Linked DNA regions of Homo sapiens: region 1 is linked to region 2. Evidence: chromatin loops called from intact Hi-C (ENCODE). Cell type or tissue: PC-9. All regions are shown on one strand. Links, peaks and the distances in the headings refer to the core of each region. The heading gives the core; the rest is flanking DNA.

Region 1 (4,390 bases), core at 177-4,176, 120 kb after region 2:
CCTTAGTAGAGATGGAGGTAAATCAGTTGTTGGTAAAAGCTGTGTGCGTCTTTCTTCAGATTGTGACTCATATTCTTATGGCTCTCTCCTCTTTGAATTCTTTGAAAACAGTGCTCTCCTTGCACTAATATGAATGCAATAGTGAGGAATATAAAATTTATTCAATATTTTAGAAGGAAGCTAGAAGAGAGAAGTTGTACCACATGATATCAAGATTGCACTTAAAAATAAACCAAGGCTGGGCGCATTGGCTCATGCCTGTAATCCTAGCACTTTGGGAGGCTGAGGTGGGCAGATCACCTGAGGTCAGGAGATCGAGACCATCCTGGCCAACACGGTGAAACCCTGTCTCTACTAAAAATACAAAAAATTAGCCGGGCTTGGTGGTGGGCACCTGTAATCCCAGTTACTTGGGAGGCTGAGGCAGGAGAATCGCTTGAACCCAGGAGGCGGAGGTTGCAGTGAGCCGAAATCCCACCATTGCACTCCAGCCTGGGCAAGAGCGAAATTCCGTCGCAAAAATAAAAAAAAAAAAAAAGAAAAAATGAATAAACTAACAAACCTTTTGAGGTATCTCATGTCCCAAATCTCTCTTCTTGGCTCAGCATCTCTTCCTGCTCCTGACCCACATCACCTTCTCTCTGAATTTTCTTCTAAGAGCAGTTCAGTTCAATACCCACATGACTTTCAAAAGTCTTAACCTCACCTACTAGTTAATATAATCTTCAAGGAATTTAAAGGAATTAAATTGAAGACTTTGTTTGCCTTGTGAACAAAAAATTCCCCAGTTGCCAGGTTTCACTAAAGCTGTGATGAATGAAGGTGACATCAATCTACATTTCCCTGATTTATATTTGCTCCACAGGTGAGGAGGAAACCTGGGTTACAGTGGTACCATGTTTCCAGTGTGTCCTCATCAGATTCCGGTCCTTTTCACTATGATGTTGCAACCTGTGTGTCCCCCTGCCCTGTGTGGGGCTGAGGTCCTGCACCCACCTGTCCTGTCTCCTTCCTGATGGTTGCTAGGACCAAAACCCAGAGGGGAGAATGAGCTGCACTCACAGGGGATGACTTGGGGACTGGGTCCAGAAAGTGGCTCATCCACAAGAGCTTGTTTAGAGCTACCTAAGAGGAGTCTTCCCTGGTCCCAGACTTGGTTGCACGTTAGAATCAGCTGGGGAGCTTTTAAAAATGCCTATGCCTGCCGGGTGCAGTGACTCATGCCTGTAATCCCAGCACTTTGGGAGGTTGAGGCGGGTGGATCACAAGGTCAGGAGATCAAGACCAGCCTGACCAACATGGTGAAACCCCATCTCTACTAAAAATACAAAAATTAGCTGGGCATGGTGGTGCATGCCTGTAATCCCAGCTACTGAGGAGGCTGAGGTAGGAAAAATTGCTTGAACCCGGGAGGCGGAGGTTGCAGTGAGCCAAGATCACACCACTGCACTCCAGCCTGGGCAACAAAGAGAGACTCCATCTCAAAAAAAAACAAAAAAACCTATGCCTAGGCCACATTCCATAGCAATCACATCAGAATCCTTGGTGCAGGACCTAGGCATCAGGATTTTTGTTGTTGTTTGAGACGAAGTCTTGCTCTGTCACCCAGGCTGGAGTGCAGTGGCGCGATCTCAGCTCACTGCAACATCCGCCTCCCGGCCTCAAGCAATTCTCCTGCCTCAGCCTCCAGAGTAGCTGAGACTACAGGTGCCCACCACCATGCCTGGCTAATTTTTTTATTTTTAGTAGAGACGGGGTTTTACCATGTTGGCCAGGCTGGTCTCAAACTCCTGACTTCAGGTGATCTGCCTGCCTCGGCCTCTCAAAGTGCTGGGATTACAGGCATGAGCCATCACCACTCTCAGCCAGCATCAGGATTTGTTAAGGTTCCATAAGTAATTCCAGTGGGTAGCAATGGTGAGAACCATCAGACTAGATGATGTACAAAAAGTCCACATTATGCTAAGACATTATAACAATTTTGTTCAAAACACTTCACATAATTAAATGGGCTATATTTTCATCATAGTATCTGTTTCGTATGTGGGAAATTTGAGACACGAAGAAAGTGTGAGTCATACCAGACAGACCATAGGTGAACTGTTAAGGAGGGAGAAGCCGCAGTGTCACCTTCCACAGTCCTGCTCCCATTAAGACCTATGAAGTGGAAAATGCAGATTATTCTTTGAGGTTTCCTGGGACCAGAAAAGGTCAGAGACTCTTAATGGGTAATGCAGACAACTGGAATGCAATCATCAGGTATTCATTTCTGTTTTAAGGTTTTATGTCTGAGAAACCTGAAACCTGAAGAAGTAAAGCAATCATGATTTTTTAAAAACTTAATAATATGGTTTTGGATTTAAAAAGAAAGACTGACTCAGAGCTGGGGAAAACACTCACTTGTGATACGGATCAATGTGAAAACAGCTTAACTCTGTTCCATGGCAATTCGCACAGTGTGACTCAGAGACACCTCTCTTCACCAGCTCTGGCTCAGGGGATGTGAAGCCAGAAGCAGAGGTCACAGTGACTTCATCTGAGAAGGACTTAACTGACCATTGCTGGTTTTGAAGCCGGAGGAAGGCCCACAGTCAATGAATGAGAGAGGCTTCGAGAAGCTAGAAATGGCAAGGAAATAGATTTTCCTCTAAAGCTCCCAGAAAGAAACACGGTTCTGCTGACACCTCGATTTTAGGCCAGTGAGACCTGCTTCAGACTTCTGACCTACAGAACGGTAAGAAAATAAATTTGTGTTGCTTATAGCCATGCTGTGTGTGGTAGTTTGTTACAGCAGCAATAAGAAACTAACACAGTTGTGACCAGGCGCCATGGCTCATGCCTGTAATCCAAGCACTTTGGGAGGCTGAGGTGGGCGGATCACTTGAGGTCAGGAGTTCGAGACCAGCCTGGCCAACATGGCAAAACCCTGTCTCTACTAAAAATACAAAAATTAGCTGGGCTTGGTGGTAGGCGCCTGTAATCCCAGCTACTTGGGAGGCTGAGGCAGGAGAACCACTTGAACCCGTGAGGCAGAGGTTGCAGTGAGCCAAGATCATGCCACCGCACTCCAGCCTGGGCGACAGAGTGAGACTCCATCTCAAAAAAGAAAGAAAGAAACTAACACAGTGGTTTTATCTGATTATCCGATTATCAGAAGTAGTAAGAGAAATGTGAAAATGGTTCTTAAGTTACAAAGTACCATATGAAGATAAAGTATTCATTCATTTATTCTCTTATTTATTCATCAAATATTATTGAGCTCCTCCTACTTTGAGCCAAGCACTTTTATAGATGTTGGGAATATACTAAAGCCAAAATGGATTTAAAACAAAACAAACACTGGCCAGGCTCAGTGGCTCATGCCTGTAATCCCAGGCTGTATGTGGGGCATGAGAGGAAGCAGGAGATGTCAGGTGAGATACAGCAGTAGCATGGCCCAAGGTGGTAGCAATGGAGATGGGTAAAAGGGATCCTAATCTGGATATATTTTGAAATAGAGGCCAGGTTCAATGGCTCACACCTGTAACCCCAGCAATTTGGGAGGCCAAGGCAGGCAGATCACTTGAGCTCAGGAGTTCGAGACCAGCCTGGCCAACATGGTGAAACCCCGTCTGTGAAGACCAGCTCGGTTGGGGAGACCCTAACCCAGTGGTGCTAGAGGAATTAAAGACACACACACAGAAATATAGAGGTGTGAAGTGGGATATCAGGGGTCTCACAGCCTTCAGAGCTGAGAGCCCTGAACAGAGATTTACCCACGTATTTATTAACAGCAAGCCAGTCATTAGCATTGTTTCTATAGATATTAAATTAACTAAAAGTATCCCTTATGGGAAACGAAGGGATGGGCCGAATTAAAGGAATAGGTTGGGCTAGTTAACTGCAGCAGGAGCATGTCCTTAAGGCACAGATTGCTCATGCTATTGTTTGTGGCTTAAGAATGCCTTTAAGCGGTTTTCCACCCTGGGTGGGCCAGGTGTTCCTTGCCCTCATTCCGGTAAACCCACAACCTTCCAGCATGGCTATTATGGCCATCATGAACATGTCACAGTGCTGCAGAGATTTTGTTTATGGCCAGTTTTGGGGCCAGTTTATGGCCAGATTTTGGGGGATTTGTTCCCAACATCCGTCTCTACTAAAGATACAAAAGCTAGCCAGGTGTGGTGGTGCATGCCTATAGTCCCAGCTACTTGGGAGGCTGAAGCAGGAGAATCGCTTGAACCTGGGAGGCGGAGGTTTCAGTGAGCCACTGCACTCCAGCCTGGGCAACAGAGTGAGACTCTGTCTAAAAAAAGGAAAGAAAGAAAGAAAGAAAGAAAGGAAGAAAGGAAGAAAGGAAGAAAGGAAGAAAGGAAGGAAGGAAGGAAGGAAGGAAGGAAGGAAGGAAGGA
Region 2 (4,390 bases), core at 234-4,233:
AGTCTCCCTACCATTCCTGAAAGGTATGTCTCTGTGCCTGTCATCAGAGAAACTGAGGGTGAGATACACCCTTTTCATTATGGATGCTGCAAGTTAAGACAAGCAAGAGCCCCTTTTTGCATGATCTCTTACACTCACCCCCATATGTACACACACAGCAGATGTGCAAGTGCTATCCTAGGTGCTAGAGGTACAGAGAAGAACCCAATGTTCTCATCTTTTTTTTTTCCTTGAGATGGAGTTTCACTCTTGTTGCCCAGGCTGGAGTGCAATGGCTCAATCTCAGCTCACTGCAACTTCTGCCTCCCATGTTTAAGCGATTCTCCTGCCTCAGCCTCCAGAGTAGCTGGGATTACAGGCACGCTCCACCACGCCGGGCTAATTTTAACATTTTTAGTAGAGACGAGGTTTCTCCATGTTGGTCAGGCTGGTCTCAAACTCCTGACCTCAGGTGATCCACCGTCCTCAGCCTCCCAAAGTGCTGGGATTACAAGCGTGAGGCACCACGCCCAGCTGTTCCCATCTTTTGGAACACAAAATCTTACAGACTGATAGTAAGCCACAAAACACAGAGGTAGCTAGAAAACTGCAGTTGTTAAAAAGGATAGGAAAGAAAAGTTCGGGCAACTATGACTGAGATGACCACTCTGGCTGTGAATGAATTTTGTTGTTTTTTTCCCTCAGGAATTATCTCCCCCAAAAAGCTGTTCAATTTTCTCTCCAGAATAAGACAGACTCATTTAACTGGTGCTGTCCTATCCAAAGTATTCTCTTGGTGTGACCTCAAGTGTTTCCCAGGATTCCCCCCAAAGTAAGAAAATGAACACAAAAAAAATAAACCCGCAATGTATTCTTCACACTGATCAATCCTGTATTCATTGTTGTACCTGATCAATGAATGAAAAGTTAACTAATCCAACCATTCCTAAACTGCTTTCTGTGTTGAAAACAGTGTGAGGTTCTCAATACAATTTTTTAAATCTGTTAATGCTCTTCGGGTTTTTCAAACAATACCGCCAGCCTCTCAGCCATCCCTGTCTTTTGCAGCATTGCAAATTTTTGCACTGCACCTCCAAAGGGCAGACCATTTCATTGTGTAAGTCCAGCACCATCTAATACGGTCACCATGTGTGGCCTCCTTGTCCCAAGGCAGGGCTTGTTAGACATCAAGTCTATGCCCTGGCAGGGTGGGTAAAGGGCAAGCATACTCTCAGGTCAAATCAACCAAAGTGCTGAGGGAGGAGCTAGCCTACTGCAGACAATGAATTCCTTTCTCCTACCCCCCGGGGATAACTTGCTGCTTCCTCCTTTTCCCAGAGTGCACGCCTGAGTTCTTCCTGCACGATGATATGTGCCACCAGTCCTGTCCCCGTGGCTTCTATGCAGACTCGCGCCACTGTGTCCCCTGCCATAAAGACTGTCTGGAGTGCAGTGGCCCCAAAGCCGACGACTGCGAGCTCTGTCTTGAGAGTTCCTGGGTCCTCTATGATGGACTGTGCTTGGAGGAGTGTCCAGCAGGAACCTATTATGAAAAGGAGACTAAGGAGTGCAGAGGTAAAGACTTCTGGGATTCAAAATAGGCTCCGGGGTTTGCATAGTTCCAGCCCCAGCCCCAGCGCCAGAGCTGTCATCTCAATCTTTTTTTTGTTGTGTTTTGTTTTTGTTTTGGGACAAGGTCTCCCTCTATTGCCCAGGCTCAAGTTCAGTAGCACGAACATGGCTCACTGAAGCCTCCGCCTCCTGGGCTCAAGTGATCCTCCCACCTCAGCCTCCAGAGTTGCTGGGAACATAGAGATGAGGTCTCAGAATGTTGCCTAGGCTGGTCTTGAACTCCTGGCTTCAAGCAATCCTCTGCCTTGGGCTCCCAAAGTGCTGGGATTACAGGTGTGAGTCACCATGACCAGTCCATCTCATCCTTTACCATCTCACTCAAGGAGGCATATTTTGAACCGGTTGTAAATAATCTTTAAATGAATCACTCATAAGCTTTGTACAGGTAACTTTTATTAGTGACAAATCACGTGGACCTTCCTCACAACAGTGGCTATGAACTGCTGGTCAAAAGAAGTTATCATATAAAGATTTACAGCAGAGAGGAGGAGCCTTCAAAAGCTACCTGAGACTTTTCTTGATAACACAAGCAAATTGTGACACCATAAGGGACTTTCTTGGTGCCTCTTGTCTCCCTTCCTGGGTGATTTTTTTTTTTTTTTTGAGACAGAGTCTCACTCTGTTGGCTAGAGTGCGGTGGCACGATCTTGGCTTACTATAACCTCTGCCTCCTGGGTTCAAGCGATTTGCCTGCCTCAGGCTCCTGAGTAACTGGGACTACAGGCGTGTGCCACCACGCCTGGCTAATTTTTCTATTTTTAGTAGAGAGGGGGTTTCACCATGTTGACCAGGCTGGTCTTGAACTCCTGACCTCAAGTGATCCACCTGCCTCGCCCTTCCAAAGTGCTGGGATAATAAGCGTGAGCCATGGCGCTCGGTCCATATTTTGTTATTGTTGTTCTTGAGATGGAGTCTCACTCTGTTGCCCAGGTTGGAGTGCAGTGGCATGATCTCAGCTCATCGCAGCCTCCACCTCCTGGGTTCAAGTGGTTCTCCTGCCTCAGCCTCCTGAGTAGCTGGGATTATAGGTGGCTGCCACCACACCTAGCTAATTTTTGCATTTTTAGTAGAGACAGGGTTTCACCATGTTGGCCAGGCTGGTCCTGAATGCCTGATCTCAAGTGATCCGCCCACCCTGGCCTCCCAAAGTGCTGGGATTACAGGTGTGAGCCACCGCGCCCAGCCTCCCTTCATGGTTTGCTCCCTGGAAGCTCCCCACCTTCCTCTTCATATCCTTCAATTCCTGCTCCAAGGTCCCCATTTCCACTCCCACTCAGTCCCTGCATGTTCAAGAAAGGATCTGCTATTATTTATACCTCCTTATGTTTTAACTCGGCATGAATCATTTGCCTCTTATTCATTATCAAGGAACAGAAAAATAAAATAAGTTATGCACTCTAGAATTCTCTAGCAAGTGAGAGAAATGTTGTGGGGCGGGGGCTTTTCTAGAGCCCAGGATTCACTCTGTTGAGGCAGCCTGAGGTCCTTCACCCCCACATGTCGCCCCCAAGCAAACACGACAAGATAGATGTCCAGAGGCAATTCCCCTAACAACCGCGAGAGCCTGAGAGTGACCTTCCACTGAGAAACCCTGGGACACCCACACCCTAGGACATACTGAGGGGAAGGTTTTTAGTAGGACACGAAGATGTGTCTCGGTCCTGAAGGCTTTCTGCTCCAGCCTTGTGCTGTGGATATGTCTTTTTGTGTGTTTTATATAAAGCACTATTTAGTGTTAATGTCCTACCTGCCCATATGTGAAAAGGCGTGGATGTCAAGGCTGTGTCCGCATGCAGAAGAGGCGGGTGTTCGTGTGGGAGGCAGGCTGTGGAGCTGGGAATGGCTTCTGGGAGGTGAGAGACTCAGCAGCAGGCCTCCAGCGCCATCTTGCCTCTGCGAGGGCAGGAACTGAGGTTCAACTTCTGGCCTTTCTCTGGTGTTGAATAATGAAAGTAATTTACCATACAGAGAGCTTTACAGGTCTCAGAGTATGTTTTCTTAATTTATCTGATTTAATTATCTCCTTGAGAAAGGCCCCTGGTTGCCCATTAGAATCACCTGGGCAGCTCTTAAAACCACAGATGCCTGCACCCAACATTCTAATTCCTTCTCCCACCACCAGTAATTCTGATGCTTAGTGTGGGTTGAGAGCCATTGAGGTAAATGGCAATTTTCTGCATTTTTCTGAGAAGGAAACAGATGCTTTGAGAAGTTAAGCACTTGCTCAATGTGACCCCACTAGTGAGGACAGAGTTGGAAACTCACTTGAGGTGTCTCCCTACAATGACATTGCACTTTCTTTTTTTTGAGACGGAGTTTTGCTCTCGTTGCTGCCAGGCTGGAGTGCAATGGCGCGATCTGGACTCACCACAACCTCCGCCTCCCTGGTTCAAGAGATTCTCCTGCTTCAGCTTCCCGAGTGACTGGGATTACAGGCATGTGCCACCACACCCAGCTAATTTTGTATTTTTAGTAGAGACAGAGTTTCTCCATATTGGTCAGGGTGGTCTCGAACTCCTGACCTTAGGTGATCTGCCCGTCTCTGCCTCCCAAAGTGCTGGGATTACAGGCGTGAGCCACCATGCCCGGCCGCCATTGCACTTTCTACCAGACCAAAGGGAGGGGAAGGAATGTGGTATTGGAAGAAACAGTGACAACCTGACTTTCCAGAGAGATAATACAAAGAACCTGATCTGAAAATTAAGATTTGGGGAAGTGTAGAGAAGCGTTTAGAATGGAGCAATCTCAGCCGGACACGGTGGCTCACATCTGTAATCTC

Evidence for each region. Peaks named below come from ENCODE experiments on the same cell type or tissue, not always from the same donor. Only the 100,000 strongest peaks of a DNase experiment are listed, where the experiment ranks them.
Region 1: a loop joins it to region 2, with 6 times the contacts of the local background. A loop is called at or near these places in 1 of 110 quality-filtered maps.

Annotation. Positions count from the first base shown.
Region 1 is chr9:76,439,582-76,443,971 of GRCh38, forward strand. It overlaps a transcript of GCNT1 not described here. Among named protein-coding and RNA genes, the nearest start is that of GCNT1, 17 kb to the right of the region's middle. In PC-9, for the core only: no CTCF peak of the experiment used is centred there; DNase peaks (open chromatin) are centred at 2,140 and 2,440; H3K27ac peaks cover 2,405 bases.
Region 2 is chr9:76,321,735-76,326,124 of GRCh38, forward strand. PCSK5 (proprotein convertase subtilisin/kexin type 5) reads left to right here. Exons shown (of 38, transcript NM_001372043.1): 32 at 1,318-1,554. Among named protein-coding and RNA genes, the nearest start is that of RFK, 70 kb to the right of the region's middle. In PC-9, for the core only: no CTCF peak of the experiment used is centred there; a DNase peak (open chromatin) is centred at 1,997; H3K27ac peaks cover 760 bases.